Linked DNA regions of Homo sapiens: region 2 is linked to region 1. Evidence: read pairs that join two places in POLR2A ChIA-PET (ENCODE). Cell type or tissue: MCF 10A. All regions are shown on one strand. Each heading gives the region's core, and the rest is flanking DNA. Links, peaks and the distances in the headings are about the cores only.

Evidence for each region. Peaks named below come from ENCODE experiments on the same cell type or tissue, not always from the same donor. Only the 100,000 strongest peaks of a DNase experiment are listed, where the experiment ranks them.
Region 2: POLR2A ChIA-PET joins it to region 1 with 5 read pairs; 7 of 35 experiments call an interaction of 5 or more read pairs at or near these places.

The regions. Positions count from the first base shown.
Region 1 is chr6:85,518,363-85,526,963 of GRCh38, reverse strand. It overlaps SNX14 (sorting nexin 14), which reads left to right. Exons shown (of 29, transcript NM_153816.6): 21 at 727-838. Among named protein-coding and RNA genes, the nearest start is that of SNX14, 71 kb to the left of the region's middle. In MCF 10A, for the core only: no CTCF peak of the experiment used is centred there; no DNase peak of the experiment used is centred there.
Region 2 is chr6:85,574,463-85,586,892 of GRCh38, reverse strand. All of the region lies in intron 1 of SNX14 (sorting nexin 14), which reads left to right. Among named protein-coding and RNA genes, the nearest start is that of SNX14, 13 kb to the left of the region's middle. In MCF 10A, for the core only: no CTCF peak of the experiment used is centred there; DNase peaks (open chromatin) are centred at 5,822 and 6,242.

The sequences.
Region 1 (8,601 bases), core at 465-2,964:
CCAAGTAGCTGGGATTACAGGCACCCACTGCCACTCCTGGCTAATTTTTGTATTTTTAGTACAGACGGGGTTTTGCCATGTTGGCTAGGCTGGTCTCGAACTCCTGACCTCAGGTGATCCACTGTATCAGCTTCCCAAAGTGCTGGGATTACAGGCATGAGCCACCGCACCCAGCCCATGTTATCTTATTAGAAAACAGTGTTGCAGGAAGAACAGACAACAGATTTTTCAAGTTATTTCACATTTCCCCATCTAGTTTTCTGCAAAACCCTTTATGCCGACTTTTAAAAATTTATCAGGACAGCTGTATCATGCTATCATTTTTTTCTATAGTTGAGAAACTGGAAATAATAGTAGCTAATGTTTAGTTTTACTTCCTGTGTGTCAGATACTGTGCTAAATGCTTTATATAACAATACTATAGGTAGTGTCATTATTCTCATTTTATAAGTTAGGAAACTGACTCTTGGGCAATTTAGGAACTTTTCTAGTGGCACTTAGCTAGCATGTGGAAGAGCCAGGATTCGAACCCATTCATATCTGACTATAAAGGCCAAGGTCTTACCTACTATCCTATATTCTTCCCTCTAAAAATGCAGTTGCTTTGTTATTATTTTAAATATAAAGTAGCTTTTGGGGATTTAAAATTTAAAGAAATTAAAATACAGTTTTGACTACTCCTCTAGATTTCTAAACTGTGTTTTCCGTTTTTTTTGTTCATTCAAGAAACTTCTGCAGCATCCAGAACTGAGTAATAGTCAACTTCTGGCAGACTTTCTTTCCCCTAATGGTGGGGAAACACAATTTCTTGATAAGATACTACCAGATGTAAATCTTGGTAAGTCAATTTAAAGAATCATTATAAGATAATAAGCTGAAAAGAATCAGCATTTTCAGATTAACTTAGAAAAATATATAGTATAGCCTATGGTAAACTCCGAGGGCCCTTATTTCTGCATTTAGAGATAAATTGTCAGATGCTGACCTTAATCTGTCCATTTTGAGTTCTGATTATTTAAGCAGTCACTTCTAGCCATTTGTCATCACAGAAAATTACATTAGTCAATGTATTTATAAATTTATTTTGTTAAATTTAAATATAAGAAAAGTAGAGATGGTATTTTTAGCATATGCGAATCAGTGTTTTCATCATACAGTATATGAATAGCTGTGTTATTTGAAATTTGTCATTAAATATCTCAAAAAGACTAGATCTGTTAACATTTAACTTAGTTTAAGACAGTTGCATTTTTCCACGTCTTTAAGTTATATCATGCTCTTCCTCATTTTGTATTATAAAGCATTACAAATATTCCTTAAAACCTAATTTTTGGGTCACTTGTAGTAGTTATTTAGGTAAGTAAACTTTGTATAAACTAGCTTTTAATTAACTTGAATTAATCTGTCATTCTGAGCAAATTTCATTTCATGGTACTTCTGTACATGAATTTTATTTAAAGTTTAATTGTTGGCTATAAAACTGGCATAGAATGTACACATGAGATTGTGGAAATATTTCTGCTTTGAATATCATTGTTAATTTGTTTTGAATTTTTCATTAGTAACAGAAAAATAATTTAGTTTCTTGATCTTTAATTTCAAAGTAACTTTATAATTAGTAAAACCATTTTGCAGTTAGTAGATTGCCTTATTTCTACTAGTACTATTGTAAAGGAAATTAAGATGTGTGAGAAAGCTTATATTTGGTCTATTTTTTAAAATATTAATTTTTATTATGACAGATATAGAATCTGTAGTCAAAGCACAGTCTGCTGGGATACTGAAGACCTTATTATATTTTTACTATTAGAGATTGAAGTTAGTATTTCCTGAAGATCATGTTTCAGAAAGTGTTTTTGTGTTGTAATACTTGAGCACTTAATTTCAGCTATCACTTTTGGATGAATTATTTATTATAGTTTGTCTAAATAGCAACAAGTTCAGCAGAAATCCAGATAGATCATCTTCTCTAACCACTAATATAGTACATACATTACAAGTACATGTATAAAAAATAGAAATATAACAAAGGATTCAATTAAATAAATGGTAGTCTGAAATTTTCCAAAGAATCATCCCATAAACCCCTGGCATGCCTCCATTCTGTTTTAAAAACTGTTCCTTAATTACTGTTCCACCTGCTGGTTATCAGTGACTGGATTTTTTTTTTTTTTTTTTCTGTGATGGAATCTTGCTCTGTCACCCAGGCTGGAGTGCAGTGGTGTGATTTTGGCTCACTGCAGCCTCCACCTCCCAGGTTCAAGCGATTCTCCTGCCTTAGCCTCCCAAGTAGCTGGGATTACAGGTGCCCACCATGACACCCAGCTAATTTTTTTGTAGTTTTAGTAGAGATGGGGTTTCACCACGTTGGCCAGGCTGGTCTTGAGCTCCTGACCTCAGGTAATCCATCTGCCTTGGCCTCCCAAAGTGCTGAGATTACAGGCGTGAGTGAGCACCATGCCTGGCCAGTGATCTCATTGTTAACAGAGACATCTCACTCCTCAGTCTTCTTGACCTCCTCTGCAGCATTCTTCCCTTTAGAAATTCTTTGCCTTTGGCATTCATTATTGCATATTATTCTCTTAACTGTTTCAGTCCTATCACTACATTTTCATCCTACACAATCCTCCTTTATCTCTATACACATAAATATAGGTGTTTTCTAAGCTCTGTCCTCAATTTTCCTCTTGCCAGTCTCCACAGAACCTATTATTTTAATCTTTACCTATATATAAATGTTTCTCTTTTTCTTTCTTTCTTTCTTTCTTTCTTTTTTGAGATGGAGTCTTGGTCTGTCGCTGTCGCCCAGGCTGGAGTGCAGTGGTGCCATCTTGGCTCACTGCAACCTCCGCCTCCCGGGTTCAAGCAGTTCTCCTGCCTCAGCCTCCCTAGTAGCTGGGACTACAGGCACACGCCACCTAGCCCAGCTAGTTTTTGTATTTTTAGTAGAGACTGGTTTCACCATGTTGGCTAGGATGGTCTCGATCTCTTGACCTCGTGATCTGCCTGCCTAAATGTAGTCTGACCTTTAGTTGTACCTTTCTAATACCCAGTTGGACGTCACCATCTGATCTATCATCTTTTCAGAACCAACGTGTAATTCTGTTAATGATACTACAGTCATTTCAGCCATGCTTGAAATTTTACCATTACCTCTTAGATTTTCTCTCCCATGCTCTCACTACACATCTTTTTTTTTTGGAGATGGAGTCTCTCTGTCACCCAGGCTGGAGTGCGGTGGCGTGATCTCAGCTCACTGCAACTTCTGCCTTCTGGGCTCAGGCATTCCTCCCACCTCAGCCTCCTGAGAACTACAGGTGTGCACCACCACACCCAGATAATTTTTGTATTTTTAGTAGAGATGGGGTTTCACCGTGTTGCTCACGCTGGTCTTGAACTAAGTTCAAGTGATCCGTCTGCCTCAGCCTCCCAAAGTGCTGGGATTACAGGTGTGAGTCACCATGCCCTGCCTTACACATGTTTTTAGTTCCCAGATTCTGTACGTTTTTCCTATTTGGTGTCTAACTCATGTCTTCCTCTTCATTCCCTTTACTGTTTCCTTAGTTCAGTTTTCATTGCCTCTTATTTGAACTGTACTAAGTTTCCTATCTAGTCTCCTGGATTCCCATCCTCCTCCTGCTCTCTATCAGTTTATCTTATGTAACATAGCCACGTTAATCTTCCTAAAGTACACGTTTGACCATATCTAAAATCCTTTGGTTTTTCTGTCTTTGTTAACTTAGGAAATCTTTATTGTTTAATATGGAACCCTCTGAAAATCACTGTGTGCTTTGATACCAATATAACTTACCGGTATTATTTCTTACTACTTCCTTTCATACTTTAGCAAAATTGAATCCCCTATATTCTTTTGCTCCAATGCCTTTGTTTATACTCTTTTCTTCTACTTTAAATGCCCTTCCATATTACCCATTTTTGAAGATCCAGCTGAAAGAAAGGGACGGCTGGTTCTTCTTAGGGAAACAGGGAAGCCTTTCTTAGGAAGGTATCATTTGTCTAATCTTGAAAGATTAATAGAAATCGGCAGGAGATAGATAAGGAGATCATTCCAGTTGGAGGGACTGGCATGTACAAGAGGCATGAAAGAGGGAATCAGCTGGTAATGTTTGGAGTATCTTGAAGGTACAGTACATGCAAGAGAGTGAGACTAGAAAGATAAGTTATGGCCGAATGTGTCATGATAAGGAATTTGGACTTGATCATCTAAGCAGGGGGAAAGAGACACTGATAGATTTTAAACAATGAAACCTAATCAGATTTAGGTTTCAGAAATCCAACTCTAGCAGCAGTTTAAAGGATGATGCTAAAGGTACTTAGAATCAGTATCTGGGAATAAACCTAGTAGAGTATGTGTATGCATGACCATTATAGAGAAAATTGTAAACTTTTATTGAGAGATATTAAAGAAGACCCAAGAAAATAGAAATCGTATTCATTGTTTAGAAACCGCAATATTGTAAAGATGTAAATTTATCCCCAAGTTGATTTCTAGCTATAATACAGTCCCAATCCAAATCAAACAGGTTGTGTATGTGTGTATACCTTGAAGCTGAATCTATAATTTATATAAACACGCATAGGACCAAGTAGGTAACACACTTTAGAAGAAGAACAAGGTTGGAGAGCCCTATCATATGTCTTGACTTATAACACCAAATCAGTAGACCCATGGAACAGAACAGAGATCCCCAAACTGATCTATACGTCTGTGGACACTTGATTTGTGAGCATGGCTCTGCAGAATGGGGAAGGAGTCAGCTTTTCAAGAAATGCTACTGGGACATTGGGTATACATTTGAACTCCTACGAAGTAGCCACATTTAAGTAGACTAAAGTCCTATATAGAAACCTGTAAAGGTATTAGAAAATAGCAGAGATAAATCCATGTGTTCATAGTCAACTAAATTTGACAGAGGTGTCAAGAACCTACATGGGGGAAAGGACACCTGTTTCAATAAATAGTGCTGGGAAAACTGGATATCCATATGCAGAAGAATGAAACTAGACCACTATCAATCACATAATAAAAAAATCAAACTCATAGTGGATTAAAGACTTAAATGTAAGACCCCAAATTATAAAACTACTAGAAGAAAATGAGGGGAGGATGCTTCTCGACTTTAGTCTAGGCAAAGATCTTATGGCTAAGACTTCAAAAGCATAGGCAACAAAACAAAAATAGACAAATGGGGCTAGATTAAACTGTTAGGTTGGTGCAAAAGTAATTGTGGCTTTTGCCTTTTTTTCTTTTAAACAGCAAAAATCTCTCTTTTGCACCAATCTAATAAAAGGCTTCTACACAGCAAAGGAAACAAGCAGCAGAGTGAAGAGACAACCTGTAGAATGGGAGGAAATATTTATGGATATTTTACCTGTATGTTTTGCAACTATTTAACCTGTACAAGGGGAGAGAATATTTGCAAATATTGCAAATTCAGTTAGAAGACAATACAGTAGAAAAATGGACAGAAGAAAAATAATTTCACCAGCCTGGGCAACGTAAGTGAGACTCTGTCTCTACGAAAAAAAAACAACAAAAAAGTAGCTGGGTATGGTGGTGTGCATGTGTAATCCTGGTTGTTCCAGAAGCTGAGGCGGGAGGATCACTTGAGCCCAGAAAGTTCGAGGTTACAGTGAGCTATGAGCACACCACTGTGCTCCATCCTGAGTGACAGAGTGAGACCCTTTCTCTAAAAACAAAAGAAAAAACACTTCACAAAAGAGGAAATCAATATATGGTCAATAAATACATGGAAAGGTGCCTAATTTTATTAATAGGGAAACTCAAATTAGAATCATGTTTGGGAAACACCGCATTCACCAAAGTTTTTAAAAGTCTGATTATACTAAGTGCTAAATATTGGTGCAGATGTAAAGGAACAGGAACTCTTACACACTGTTAGTAGGACTATAAATTGAAAAACTACTTGGAAAAATTGTTTGGTATAAAAACTGAAGGACCCAGCAGTTCCTCTCTCAGATATATACTTTGGAGAATCTATCCATGTTTAAGAACGTTCATAGTAGAGTTCTTTGTATAGCCCAAACTAGAAACAGCACAAATGTTCATCAGCAATTGAATGGACAGATAAACTGTGGTAAAGTCATAACGTTGAATACCCATATCATGAGGCTACTAGCAACAATGTGGATGAACTTTTAAAAATGTTGAATGAAAGAAACAAAACATGAAAGAATATATACAGTCTGATTCTTTTTACATAAACATCAAAACAGACCAAACTAGTGTAAGCTGGAAAAGTTTGAATAAAATTGTTAAAAAATCGTTGGGCGTGGTGGCTCACACCTGTAGTCCCAGCAATTTGGGAGGCTGAGGCAGATGGATCACTTGAACTTAGAAGTTCAAGACCAGTGTGAGCAACATGGTGAAACCCTGTCTCTACTAAAAACACAAAAATTAGCTGGGCATGGTGGTGGGCGCCTGTAGTCCCAGCTACTCAAGAGGCTGAGGCAGGAGAATTGCTTGAACCTGGGAAGTGGAGGTTACAGTGAGCCGAGATTGCACCACTGCACTCCAGCCTGGGCAACAGAGCAAAACTCCATCTAAAAAAAAAAAAAGGTAAAAAATAATATAGCATTGACTAGTTGCAGTGGCTCACACCTGTAATCCCAGCATTTTAGGAGGCCGAGGTGGGTGGATCACTTGAGGTCAGGAGTTCAAGACCAGCCTGGCCAACATGGTGAATCCTTGTCTCTACTAAAAATACAAAAATTAGCTGGGCGTGGTGGCGTGCACCTATAATCCCAGCTACTTGGGTGGCCTAGGCAGGAGAATTGCTTGAAACTGGCAAGTGGAGGGAGCCGAGATCATGCCACTGCACTCCAGCCTGGGCGACAGAGTGAGACTACATCTCTACTACTATTACTACTACTACTACTGCTACTACTACTACTACTACTACTACTGTATAAAAGCAATATTTCTAAATATATTTTATTTTTTATTCATTTGTATTCATTATGGTTTTTAGAGACAGAGTCTCACACTATTGCCTAGGCTGGAGTGCAGTGGCACAATCATAGTTTTTTTTTGTTTTGTTTTGTTTTGTTTTTTGAGACGGAGTCTCACTCTGTCACCCAGCTGGAGTTCAGTGGCACGATCTCAGTTCACTGCAACCTCCATCTCCCGGGTTCAAGCGATTCTCCTGCCTTGGTCTCCTTAGTAGCTGGGATAACAGGCGTGTGCCACCACGTCCGGCTAATTTTTGTATTTTTAGAAGAGACGGGGTTTCACCATGTTGGTCAGGCTGGTCTCGAACTCCTGACCTCGGGATCCGCCCGCCTCGGCCTCCCAAAGTGCTGGGATTACAGGCGTGAGCCACCACGCCCAGCCAACACAATCATAGTTCACTGCAGCCTCAAATCCTGGGCTCAAGTGATCCTTCCTGCCTCAGCCTCCCAAAGTAGCTAAGACTACAGGTACACACCAGCACACCTGGCTAATTTTTAAATATCTGTAGAGATGGGATCTCGCTTTGTTGCCCAAGCTGGTCTTGAACTCCTCAATTGATCTTTCCACCTTAGGTTCCCAAATTGTTGGACTTACAGGCGTGGAGCCACCCTGACTAGCCTCTAAATATATTTTATATGATGTAATCTGAAGTAATGTATATGGAACTAAATCAGTGAGTTAAATAATGCAAGTAGACATTTGGCTTCTGTCTATACCCACACCCCCACCCAAATCAATACATTTATTTGAGTCAAAATATTTAGTGTTTGTGTATCTTTTTATTGGGGGAAAAAAGTGAGGACAAAATATTTGGTTATATATGGCATTTAGGAGATTGGGTATTCCTGGTTACTGACTAGGTTTGATTGAAGAAGAAATGATCAGGGATGATCCAAGTTTCTATTTAAATAACTGGATGAATGCTGTTACTTGTTGGAATAGGGGATACATTAAGAGCAGTTTTGAACTTACTGAGTTTATAGAATCCAGTTGAAGTTTTATAAAGCAGGAGAGTCCAGGAGACAGGCAGAGATTAGAGATTTGAATTTTATTTGAAATCAGATTGAGCAAATAATTTGGCTCAGTAAGAACACATAGAAGACAGAAAAGCATAGGATGAAACCATATAATTTAAAGAACTTGGGAACATTCTAAGGAGGGGGTGTTATGAGAACCAGAAATACCAGAAATAGCCAAATGGGAAGGTTGGGTGGTTTGCCTGTCACAAAACAGTATTTTTATTCTTTATTATTAATGTCCCCTTCTATTGCCATAAATCTACTTTTTTCTGATTTGTTCAGAAAGCAGTTTAAGTTGTATTTATCAATTTTGATTGATTTTTAAGTCATTTCTAAATGCTGGAGAAAATCTCAAGATGTTTGATGTTTCAAATTAAGGGAAGCTGGAGATCAAGAAGTAATTTTGGCAAACATAGGATTTAGAATAGAAATTCTTAATCTAAAATTCAGAATATAAACTACTGAAATAGTTTTAAATATTGAGGCAGTTCTTAAAACTTTTTTTTGACTGACCTTTGCATATCTTTAGATACCATTATATATTCACTGTTACTGAAAACCCTTTGAAAATATTTCTTATAGAAATTT
Region 2 (12,430 bases), core at 4,495-6,994, 56 kb before region 1:
TGTGTTTTTAGTGGAGACTCCCAACATGGGGTTTTGCCATGTTGGCCAGGCTGGTCTCAAACTCCTGACCTCAAGTGATCTGCCCACCTCGGCCTCCCAAATTGCTGAAATTATGCACCTGGCCAGAAAGACCCTGTCTGTACCAAAAAAAGAAAAAAAAGTAGCGAGCCTATGGTCCTAGCTAACTCGGGAGGCTGAGGTGGGAGGATTCCTGGAGCCAAGAGTTCAAGGCTACAGTGAAATATGATTGTGCCCCGACACTCCAGCCTGGGTGACAGTGCAAGACCATGTCTCTATAAAAGATAGAAATAAAAAAAAAATCACTTCCATACAAAACTATAATATTACAAAATTAACAATAATTGGTTAATATCATCTAATAACTACTCCATAATAAAAATTTTCCCTATTGGGTAAAAATATATAGTGCAGTTGTTCTAATTGGTATCTAAACAAGTTGTACTCCTATTTGGTTCCTACATCTCAAGCTTTTCTAAATGTCTTGTAATCTAGAATAAGGGTTGACACATTTTTTTCTGTAAAGTGTTAGGTAGTAAATATTTTAGGCTTTGTATACCATGCTAAGTCTCTGTTGCTTATTCTTCTTTCTAAAAAACCCTTTAAAAATGTAAAACCTTTCTTAGTATGAGGGGCATACAAAAACAGGTATACTTTTGTCCACAGGCCATCATTTGTCAACTGCTGATCTGGAAGATCCCTCCTCACCATTTTTTTCTCCTTGCCATTGACTTGTTGAGGAAACTGGATCATTTGTTCACATTCTGGATTTTGTTGTGGTTTCCTTGTAGTGTCTTGTATTTTAATCCTCACATTTGTATTTTTGGTAGTCACAGTGTTTGATCTATAGGCTCAATTAGATTTAGTTTTTTTTTTTTTTTTTTCCTGTTGCGGGGAGTGGTGCAAGAAGACTTTAGTGATGCCATGTACATTCCATTGCATCACATCAGTGGATATGTAAGATAGGATTGCTTCACTTTTAATGGGTTCAGTTAATGTCCACCGATACTGTGTCCAACAAACTTACTCTTTGGTTTTACCATTTATTTATTTCTTGAATCAGTTACTTAATTATGGGTTACAACATGGTTATTCTCGAATTCTCTCATTTCTTCTGTATTTTTAAGTTTGATTCTTTTTTGTAGAATTGCTTTACTCCATCCGTTAGGTCTATTTAGTTATTCTGATAGATAGTTCAAATTGGAAAAGTAGGATAAATGCTTACTCTTTATCAATTTTTAGAGTAATAATTGGTACCCTACTAACCTCCATTAGTATCCAGTTAGAAGTTTGGTTGTTTTATTAATTTTTTCAAAGAACTAGCTTATATTTTGTTAATTTGTCATTGTTGTCTATTTTGTTGATTTCTGCTCTTGACTATTTCCTTCCTTTTCATGTGTTTGGATTTATTGTTTTTCCCCCCAAGTTTCTGAATGCTTAGCTTATTGGTTTTCAGTGTTTTTGTTGTTGTTGTTGTTTGTTTTTTTTTAATTATACTTTAAGTTCTGGGATACATGTGCAGAACATGTGGGTTTGTTACATAGGTATACATGTGCCATGGTGGTTTGCTGCACCCTCAATCCATCATCTACATTAGGTATTTCTCCTAATGCTATCCCTCCCCCAGTCCCCCACTCCCCAGCAGGTCCTGGTTTGTGATATTCCCCTCCCCTGTGTCTATGTGTTCTCATTGTTCAACTCCCACTTATGAGTAAGAACATGCAGTGTTTGGTTTTCTGTTCCTGTGTTAGTTTGCTGAAAATGATGGTTTCCAGCTTCATCCATGTTCCTGAAAAGGACATGAACTCATCCTTTTTTATGGCTGCCTAGTATTTCATGGTGATAGTATTTCCAGTCTATCACTGATGGGCATTTCGGTTGGTTCCAAGTCTCTGCTATTGTGTATAGTGCTGCAATACACAAACGTGTGCATGTGTCTTTATAGCAGAATGATTTATAATTCTTTGGGTATATACCCAGTAATGGGATTGCTGGGTCAAATGGTATTTCTGGTTCTAGATCCTTAAGGAATCACCACACTGTCTTCCACAATGGTGGAACTAATTTACACTCCCACCAACAGTGTAAAAGTGTTCCTGTTTCTCCACATCCTCTCCAGCACCTGTTGTTTCCTGACTTTTTAATGATCACCATTCTAACTAGCATGAAATGGTATCTCATTGTGGTTTTGATTTGCATTTCTCTAATGACCCGTGATGATGAGCTTTTTTTCATATGTTTGTTGGCTGCATAAATGTCTTCTTTTGAGAAGGATCTGTTTGTATCCTTCGCCCACTTTTTGATGGGGTTGTTTGTTTTTTTCTTGTAAATTTGTTTAACTTCCTTGTAGATTCTGGATATTAGCCCTTTCTCAGATGGATAGATTGCAGAAATTTTCTCCCATGCTGTAGGTTGCCTGTTCACTCTGATGATAGTTTCTTTTGCTGTGCAGAAGCTCTTTAGTTTAACTAGATCCCATTTGTCAATTTTGGCTTTGTTGCCATTGCTTTTGGTGTTTTAGTCGTGAAGTCTTTGCCCATGCCTGTGTCCTAAATGGTATTGCCTAGGTTTTATTCTAGGGTTTTTATGGTTTTGGGTCTTACGTTTAAGTGTTTAATCCATCTTTATTTGATTTTTGTATAAGGTGTAAGGAGGGGGTCCAGTTTCAGTTTTCTGCATATGGCTAGCCAGTTTTCCCAACACCATTTATTAAATAGGGAATCCTTTCTTCATTGCTTGTTTTTGTCAGGTTTGTCAAAGATCAGATGGTTGTAGATGTGTGGTGTTATTTCTGAGGCTTCTGTTCTGTTCCATTGGTCTATATATCTGTTTTGGTACCAGTACCTTGCTGTTTTGGTTACTGTAGCCTTGTAGTATAGTTTGAAGCCAGGCAGTTTGATGCCTCCAACTGTGTTCTTTTAGCTTAGGATTGTCTGGCTATATAGGCTCTTTTTTGTTTCCATATGAAATTTAAAGTATTTTTTTTTCTAATTCTGTTAAGAAAGTCAATGGTAGCTTGATGGGGATAGGACTGAATCTATAAATTACTTTGGGCAGTATGGCCATTTTCACGATATTGATTCTTCCTATCCATGAGCATGGAATGTTTTTGCATTTGTTTGTGTCCTCTCGTATTTCCTTGAGCAGTGGTTTGTAGTTCTCTTTGAAGAGGTACTTCACATCCCTTGTAAATTGTATTCCTAGGTATTTTATTCTCTTTGTAGCAGTTGTGAATGGGAGTTCACTCATGATTTGACTGTTAGTCTGTTATTGGTGTATAGTAATGCTTGTGATTTTTGCCATTGATTTTGTATCCTGAGACTTTGCTGAAGTTGCTTATCAGCTTAAGTTGATTTTGGGCTGAGATGATGGGGTTTTCTAAATATACAATCATGTCATCTGCAAACAGAGACAGTTTGACTTCCTCTCTTCCTATTTGAATACGCTTTATTTCTTTCTTTTGCCTGATTGCCCTGGCCAGAACTTACAATACTGTGTTGAATAGGAGTGGTGAGAGAGGGGATCCTTGTGTTGTGTCAGTTTTCAAAGGGAATGCTTTTTGCCCATTCAGTATGATAATGGCTGTGGGTTTGTCATAAATAACTCTTATTATTTTGAGATAGATTCCATGAATACCTAGTTTATTGATAGTTTTTAGCATGAAGGGGTGTTGAATTTTATTGAAGGCCTTTTCTGCATCTATTGAGATAATCATGTGGTTTTTGTGATTGGTTCTGTTTATGTGATGGATTATGTTTATTGATTTGTGTATGTTGAACCAGCCTTGCATTCCAGGGATGAAGCCGACTTGATCATGGTGGATGTGCTGGATTCGGTTTGCCAGTATTTTTTTGAGGATTTTCGCATCGATGTTCATCAGGGATATTGGCCTGAAATTTTCTTTTTTTGTTGTGTCTCTGCCAGGTTTTGGTGTCAGGATGATGCTGGACTCATAAAATGAGTTTGGGAGGAGTTCCTCTTTTTCTGTTGTTTGGAATAGTTTCAGAAGGAATGGTACCAGCTCCTCTTTGTACCTTTGGTAGAATTTGGCTGTGAATCCTTCTGGTCCTGGGCTTTTTTTGGTTGGTAGGCTATTAATTACTGCCTCAATTTCAGAACTTGTTATTGGCCTATTCAGGGATTCAACTTCTTCCTGGTTTAGTCTTGAGAGGGTGTCCAGGAATTTATCCATTTCTTCTAGATTTTCTAGTTTATTTCAGTAGATGTGTTTATAGTATTCTCTGATAGTAGTTTGTGTTTTTGTGAGATCAGTGATGATATCCCCTTTATCATTTTTTATTGTGTCTATTTGATTCTTCTCTCTCTTCTTTATTAGTCTGGCTAGTGGTCTATTTTGCTAATCTTTTCAAAAAAAAAAATCGGCTCCTGGATCCATTGCTTTTTTGAAGGTTTTTTTTGTGTGTGTCTCTATCTCCTTCAGTTCTCGTTTTCAGTGTTCTTTATGTCTGATGAATATAGGGTTTTTCCTTTTTCTTTCAGATTGAAGAACTACCTTTAACATTTCTTGTACAGTAGGTCTGGTGTTCATGAAATCCCTCAGCTTTTGTTTGCCTGGGAAAGTCCTTATTTCTCCTTCATGTTTGAAGGGTATTTTTGCTGGATATACTACTCTAGGGTGAAAGTTTTTTTCCTTCAGCGCTTTAAATATGTCATGCACTTTATATCCTATGTCTCTCCTGACCTGTAAGGTTTCCACTGAAAAATCTGGTGCCAGATGCGTTGGAGCTCCATTGTATGTCATTTGTTTCTTTTTTCTTGGTGCTTTTAGGATCCTTTCTTGGTATCCTTGACCTTTGGGAGTTTAATTATTACATTTCTTCAGGTAGTCATCCTTAGGTTAAATCTGCTTGGTGTTCCTAATCTTCTTGTACTTGAACATTGATACCTTTCTCTAGGTTTGGGATGTTCTCTGTTATTATCCCTTTGAATAAACTTTCTATCCTGATCTGTCTCTCTGCCTCCTCTTTAAGGCCAGTAACTCTTAGATTTGCCCTTTCAAGGCTATTTTTTCAATCTTTTAGTTGTGTTTTGTTATTTTGTTCTTTTGTCTTTTCTGTGTATTTTCAAATAGCCTGTCTTCAAGCTTAGTAATTCTTTCTATTACTTGATCACTTCTACTATTAAGAGACTCTAATGCATTCTTCTATATGTCAGTTGCATTTTTGAACTCCAGAATTTTTGCTTAATTCTTTTAATTATTTCAGCTTCTTTGTTAAATTTATCTGATAGGATTCTTTATTCCTTCTCTGTGTTATCTTGAATTTCTTTGAGTTTTCTTAATACAGCTATTTTGAATTCTCCATCTGAAAGGTCACATATCTTTGTTTCTCCAGGATTGGTCCCTCGTGCTTTATTTAGTTTGTTTGGTGAGCCATGTTTCCCTTCATGGTCTTGATGCTTGTGGATGTTTTTCAGTGTCTGGGTATTGAAGAGTTATTTATTGTAGTGTTTGCATTCTGGGCTTGTTTGTTTCCTGTCCTTGGGAAGCCTTTCCTGGTATTCGAAGGGATTTGGGTATCATCTATGTTTTTGGTCAATGCAGCCATATTTGCATTAAGGGGTACTGCAAGCCTAGTAACGCTGTGGTTCTTGCAGACTTACAGAGGTACCTCCTTGGTGGTGTTGGATAAAATCTGGAAGAATTCTCTGGATTACCAGGTAGAGTCTCCTGTTCTCTTCTCCCACTTTCCTCCAATCAAATGGAGTCTCTCTCTGTGCTGAGCTTCCTGGAGCTGGGGGAGGGGTGACACAAATAACCCTTTGGCCACCAGGAGTAGGAGTGTGCTGAGTCAGACCTGAAGCCAGCACAGGCGCTGGGTCTCATCCAAGGCCCACTGTAACCACTATCTGGCTACTGACTATGTTAGGGCTCTATAATCAGCAGGTGGTGAAGCCAGCCAGGCTTGTGTCCTTCCCTTCAGGGTGGCAAGTTCCCCTGGATATGGGGTGGTTCCAGAGATGCCATCCAGGAGCCAGGACCAGGAGTTGGAAACCTTAGAAATCTACCTGGTGTTTTATTCTACTGTGGCTGAGCTGGCACCTATACCACAAGACAAAATCCTTACCACTCTTCCTTTTCCCCAGGCAAAAGAGCCTCTCTCCGTGTCAACTACCACCATAAGCCCATGGGAGTGCTGCTAGACTCTATCAATCTAACTACTACTGTCAATGTTTACTTAAGCCCAAGGCCTCCTTAGTCAGCTTGTGGTGAATGGTGCCAGGCCTGCAACTCACCTTTCAGGGCAATGCACTCCCCTTTGGCCCAGGGTAGGTCTAGAAATGGCATCTAAGAGCCAAGGCCTGGAATTGGGGACCCCAAAAGCCCTCTTGGTCCTCTACCCCACTGGCCAAGCCGGTACCTGAGCTGTAAGACGACATCCCCTTTACCTTTTCTTCTGCTTTTTTGAAGCAGAAGAAGTCTCTCTTTGTAGCCATCAGAGCAGTGAATGTGCTAGACACACCTGAGGCCGGCATACCTCAGTCTTACCCAAGACCTACTGTGTGAATACCTGGTTACTGCTGCTGTTTTATTCAGTCCAAAGTCTCTTTAGTCAGCAGACGATGAATCCTGCCAGGATGGGTCCTTCCTTTAAAGGCAGTGGGTTTCCTTCTGGCCCAGGGTGTGTCTAGAAATGTTGTCTGGGAGCTAGGGCCTGGAATGAGGGCCTCATTACTCTGCCCAGTTCCCTGTCTTCCTGTCCCTGAGATGGTATCTAAGTTGAAAGACAGAGTTATCTTTACTTTCCCCTCTCCTCTCCTCAAGCAGAGGGAAAGGGTCTCTTTCGGACCTGCAAGCTGCACTGCCTGGGACTTGGAGAGGGGTTTCACAAGCCTTCCCTTAGCTGCCTTGGTAAACAAAATAACCATAAGGAGAGAGAGAGGCAGAACAAGATCGCCAGATAGAAGGCTCTCATCATCCTCCCCACAGGATGTCTCACTAGTTCACATGCCCTCCAAGTCCACTGGCTTTGAGCCCCAGCACAGTAGTAGGACTTGCCTAGGCGTTACAGTCCTTGTGGCCTAGACTGCCTTTCAAGTTTACTTAAGACCTTTCAAGTTTATTTAAGAACTCAGAGCACTTTAACCTGTGGTGTCAAGGATTGCTGAAACTCAGGTTTGGACTACTGGGATGAGCAGTTGCCCTCTGGCCAGGACATGTGTAAATGACCTCTTTTTGGGCATCGGCTAAGTTCTTCCTGGTGTTGGCAGCACTGAGTTTCAGTGCAAATTCTCACAATCACTGTGTTGTCCCTCTCTCAAGCCGTGTGCTTTCCTTTGACATGTGGCCACTTCTGGGGGCTGCAGAAAGGGTATTGGCAATTTCAGAATTGCCTTTGCTACCCTCTTCCATGCCTCTTTCAGCAATATGAAGTTAAAATCATGTACTGTGATCAGTCACCTGGTTTTTGATTCTTATGAAGGTTTTTTTTGTTTAGATAGTTGTTAAATTTGGTGTTCCTGTGGGGAGGATGATGAGAGCCTTCTATTTGGCTATCTTGTTCTGCCTCTCTCTCTCCTTATGGTTCTTTTGTTTACTTTTTTTGCTTTTTGCTTGGCTGTCATTTCAGTTATCTCTGTAGTGAACAGGTATTTTTCTTGCCCATGCCCGGCACCTGGCTCTTGTCTTCTTTGGGGTTGGTCACTTGGGTGATGATGGCCAGGCCATCCTTGGGTATGTGGCATGCCAGCTGTTTACCTCTGAAATCTTTTTTTTTTTAGACGGAGTCCCATTCTGTCACCCAGGCTGGAGTATAGTGGCGTGATCTCGGCTCACTGCAACTTCTGCCTCCTGGGTTCAAATGATTCTTCTGCCTCAGCCTCCTGAGTAGCTGGGATTACAGGCACACACCACCATGCCCGGCTAATTTTTTTGTACTTTTAGTAGAGACGTGGTTTCATCATGTTGGCCAGGCTGGTCTCGAACTCCTGAGCTCAGGTGATCCGCCCGCCTCAGCCTTCCAAAGTGCTAAGATTACAGGCGTGACCCACTGCGCCCGGCTACCTCTGAAATCTTAAGAATCAAATATGTCACTTACTCACCAGTGTCAACTTCTTTCATTTAGTCAGTCACACTGTCCCTGCTTCTTGACATTTCAGTCTCCTGACCCTGCTTTCTTTCTGTATGTTGTCCCTCTTCTGTTGTTAGTTTACTTTCTGATGCAGTTTAGAGCCAGTCTAGCTTAGACAGATAGCTTGGTCCATCAGTCATTTCATGCAGTCTATTTCTAGTATCTTTAACTCCATCCCTTCCATTCTACTCGCCTGTCAGAATCCAAATCTGGGATCATTGATGCTGTTTGCTTTTTTTAGGTTCATATTCTGAAAACTGAATGCTGCTGGAAAAGATCCCACAACTGAAAGTTCATTGTCTTCAGCCTCAGTAATGTCCAGCAGTTCCCCAGGATACCCCCCTCTTCCCTTCTCTGTGGCAACTGTGTCAGAATTTCCCCAGTCTTCTAGAACCTCTGTTATTTACTCTCTGTCATGCTACCTTTGTCATTTACTCTCAGGATCTCCTGTTCTATATAAAAGCCATTATATGGCTTTTAATTCTTGTTACCAAATCTACAAATGTAACTGCATATTCATCCTTCTATGCATCCTGTGTGGTGTTGGGAAAGAGACATTTCTCTCATTTATAACTGTTTCTTCCATGTAGATTCTGAATCCTAACAACTCCTACCTTCTGTAAGATAGTATTTACGCATTATTTCTTTTTTTGTACTTCTTTCCCTCTTGCCTCCTTTTCTCCTATATCACCATTTAAATGTGATCAGGTTTTTAATCAAAAACCTTAACTTACTCTCCCCCTCCAGTTACTGTGTTAGCTCTCCTTTTATTTAGAAAGAGAATTATCTACATTTACCAATCCCACTTCCTCACCTCCATCTCACTCCTCAATCCGTTGTAGCCTTTTGCCATTCTAAAATTGTTTTTGCCTGGTTAATCAGTGCCTCTTTTATTGTGAAAACTAATGGACACCTCTCAATTTTTATTTTACAAACATTTGGTCATGTTGTCCACTTCATTTCTGTAGTATTTTTTTTTCTGTTTGTTTGTTCGTTTGTGTTTGACCTTGCCAGTTTTTATGACTCGACCCTTGGTTTTCTTTCCAATTCTTCTAATTACTTGATTCCTTTATAGATTTCTTTTCCTCTGCCTGGTTCTTAAATATCTTATGCTCATTTCTTTTTTAACTCTGTAGATTCTCCCTGGGTCATGTCATTTATTCCTATGGCTTCAGTGATATTTATGTTGATAATTTCTAAACCTTTATCCTTAGCCCATATTCTCTCCAGAGATTGAGACTACCCAATATTTAGGTGCTTGTGGAACATTTCTGTGTAGCGTGTTTTAAAATATCTGAAACTTAACATGCCCAAAGAGAACTGATTTTTTATTTTTCTCTTCTGCTTGCTTTTATGTATTTATTTATTTAGACGGAGTCTCGCTCTGTCACCCAGCCGGAGTGCAGTGGCGTGATCTCAGCTTACTGCAGCCTCCACCTCCCAGGTTCAAGCAATTCTCCTGCCTCACCTTCCCTAGTAGCTGGGATTACAGGCATGCGCCACCATGCCCAGCCAATTTTTATTTTTATTTTTAGTAGAGATGCGGTTTCACCATGTTGGCCAGGCTGGTCTCAAACTCCTGACCTCAAGTGATCTGCCTGCCTTGGCCTCCCAGAGTGTTAGGATTACAGTTATGAGCTACTGTACCTGGCTCCTTCTGCTCACATCTAATCAACTACTTAATCCTCTTGATTTTTCCTCCCAGTGTCTCACAAAATAATTCACTTTTTAAGATCTCTAAGTCTCTTCCCTAGTTTAGGCCATCACTGACTCTCATAGATTACTGCAACAGTTTTCTAACTAGGCTGTGTGTTTCCAGTCTAGGCCATTCTCCATATTTCATCCAGAATGGTCTTCCTATTATTTAATCTAATGATATCCTTCTGAAAACTCTTGAAAATTTTTTAAAATCTTCTTAAATCTCTTAATTGTCTCATAGGTATTACTCAGGACTCTTGATGGTAGATAACAGAAACTCAGCTCACACTAGGTTTAACAAAGGGCAAGCCTTGGAAGGTTTTGTAAGTGCAGAAATAACTGGAGTGTAGCTGGGCCCCAGAAACACATGGAAGCAGGATTTGGAATACTGCCAATACTTTCTTCCCCTTCCTTTTTCTCCTCTCTGAATTCTGGCATCATTCTCTTCTCACTCCGCTTTCCTTTAAGTGACAAAGCATATGGCTGTCAGTTTTATTACAGCTTCACATTTCTACTATCATGAGATGAATGAGACTGGTTGGACCCCAGTTCATGCAGTTTACTCTGTCAGTTCGTGCAATTTACTGTGTTTCAAATGCCTGTTACTCACTAGGTTGTCTCAGATGGTGTCCATCCCTGAACCAGTCAGCTGTAGGTAGGGAAGAAGATGCTATGATTGGCCTATTTTGTTGTTGTTGTCATCGTTTTGTCTATTCTTAATCCAGTCTTGAGTGAGGGAGATAGAATCTTAGGGAGATAAAAGCTCTTATTCCCATTTGAACTTCATGAATAGAGTGTAAAGAAAGAACACTTTGCAGAAGGGATTGTAGTCTCTACTGAGTCTACAAATTATTAGATCCCTACAGTGCATTTTCTTGTAAGATAATACGGGCAGTCCCTGGTTTCTCTGGTAGTGAGGGTCTGTAAAAATGATTGTGCAAGCAGAAACTGTGCAAAATGGTTTCAGTCAATGGGAAAATTACGATTGAGTTTTAAAAAATTTTGTCAAGACATTGAAAACTCTCATTGTCAGTTATAATAGTATAGGGAAATGAAAAAAATAGTAAAGTGAGTAGTACACTGTAATTTTAAACATTAGAAACATTGAGAATTAAAGTGTTATATTTCTTTGTAAAAAACATATTAAGAGTAACTTAAACAGTGTTTGTCTTCTTCTCATCCGATAACATGGGATATGGAGCGAATATCTTTTTCATGCATAGGTGAATTACCATACTCCTAAGTTTGGATCAACTTTCAATGTTTTATCCAATGTTGTGAAATCTCCAAAAGTTCCTTTGCTGGTGTCACTTCTTCTGGGACATTTTCATCCTTGTGCCATAACCACTCTTCTCATTGTTGTCAAAAAGTTCACTACCTTTGTCTGGCTGCATAGAATCTGTTGAACAGCAGCATTGTCATCATTCCCACAGTCAGCTATTTCTTCTGTACTTCATTTACATTTGATTTGAATTTTACTTCTTGCATTACCACTGTTCATTTCTTTGTTTCTCTTTAATATTTGTGGGCCAAAGTCCATGTTTGTAAAGTGTATTGCAGATTTATTATTGGGAGACAGGGAGGTAACACAACTCCATGGTTTCCTGTCTGTGCATGCACTAAAGAATAACAATGTGCAGTGAGTGACCAGTCACTGACAGAACTGATGTGATTGGTCCCTGATCATGATGCACATCTGTTATTTATATAGTGATTTGTGGACTGATGAGTTAGCAGAGTTTGTACTTTATACAGTTACTCACAGTTAATAAATAATACTGTGGTCATTGGCATTTGAACTGTGTTGTGGGGGACTGGTGTTATTTAGCACAATCATGGTATCTGAAATTTTTGCATATCAGAACTGTGCAATGTGAGGACTACCTGTATTAAGACACACATTGCCCATTATATCACACTATATTATTTGGCTTCTGCTTTTGCTTTTAGATTCATCTTAAGGCCTTCTTCCTTGGAAGTGTGCTCACACAGACCTAAGCCCATGTGTTTCTCTCAAGTTTGAATTCCCCTGCCTCTTCTCCAGTCTCCCATACCTCTATCCTATCCTCTTCTGTTTATTTGTTCCTACTTACCCTTTAAGTTTTTCTGTAGATATTGCTTTCTCTGAAAAAACTTTTCTGTTCTTTTCAAATTTGGGTTAATCAGCCTGTGGTATTCCCATATCACACAGACTTTCTGTCGTAATATCACATGTGTGATCACATAGTATTGTGCTTATTTTTACTTACGTATCACCACTACTAGACTGTGTTTTCCATGCAGGTAGAGACTATGCAGTGCAGTTCCTCACTGTATTCCCAGGGCCTACCTCTGTCTATAACAAAATAGGTACTTAGTAAAATTTTTTTGATGTAGTGAAAAATAATCAGAATTTTGTTGGGATATGAATACTACAATATCATCAGAAGGTATTCTGGAAGAATGTAGTATAGACTAGTTAAACATAGGTACCAATTATGAAATATTGATCATTTATGCTTCCTTATCCTTTAAATGAAATATGTATTTGATAGCATACATCTTATGATTCTTGTATTTAATACATTACAAAAAATTAATCATAATTTGAAAAATTGCTTCAATCTGATATTGTAGGTGCTTAA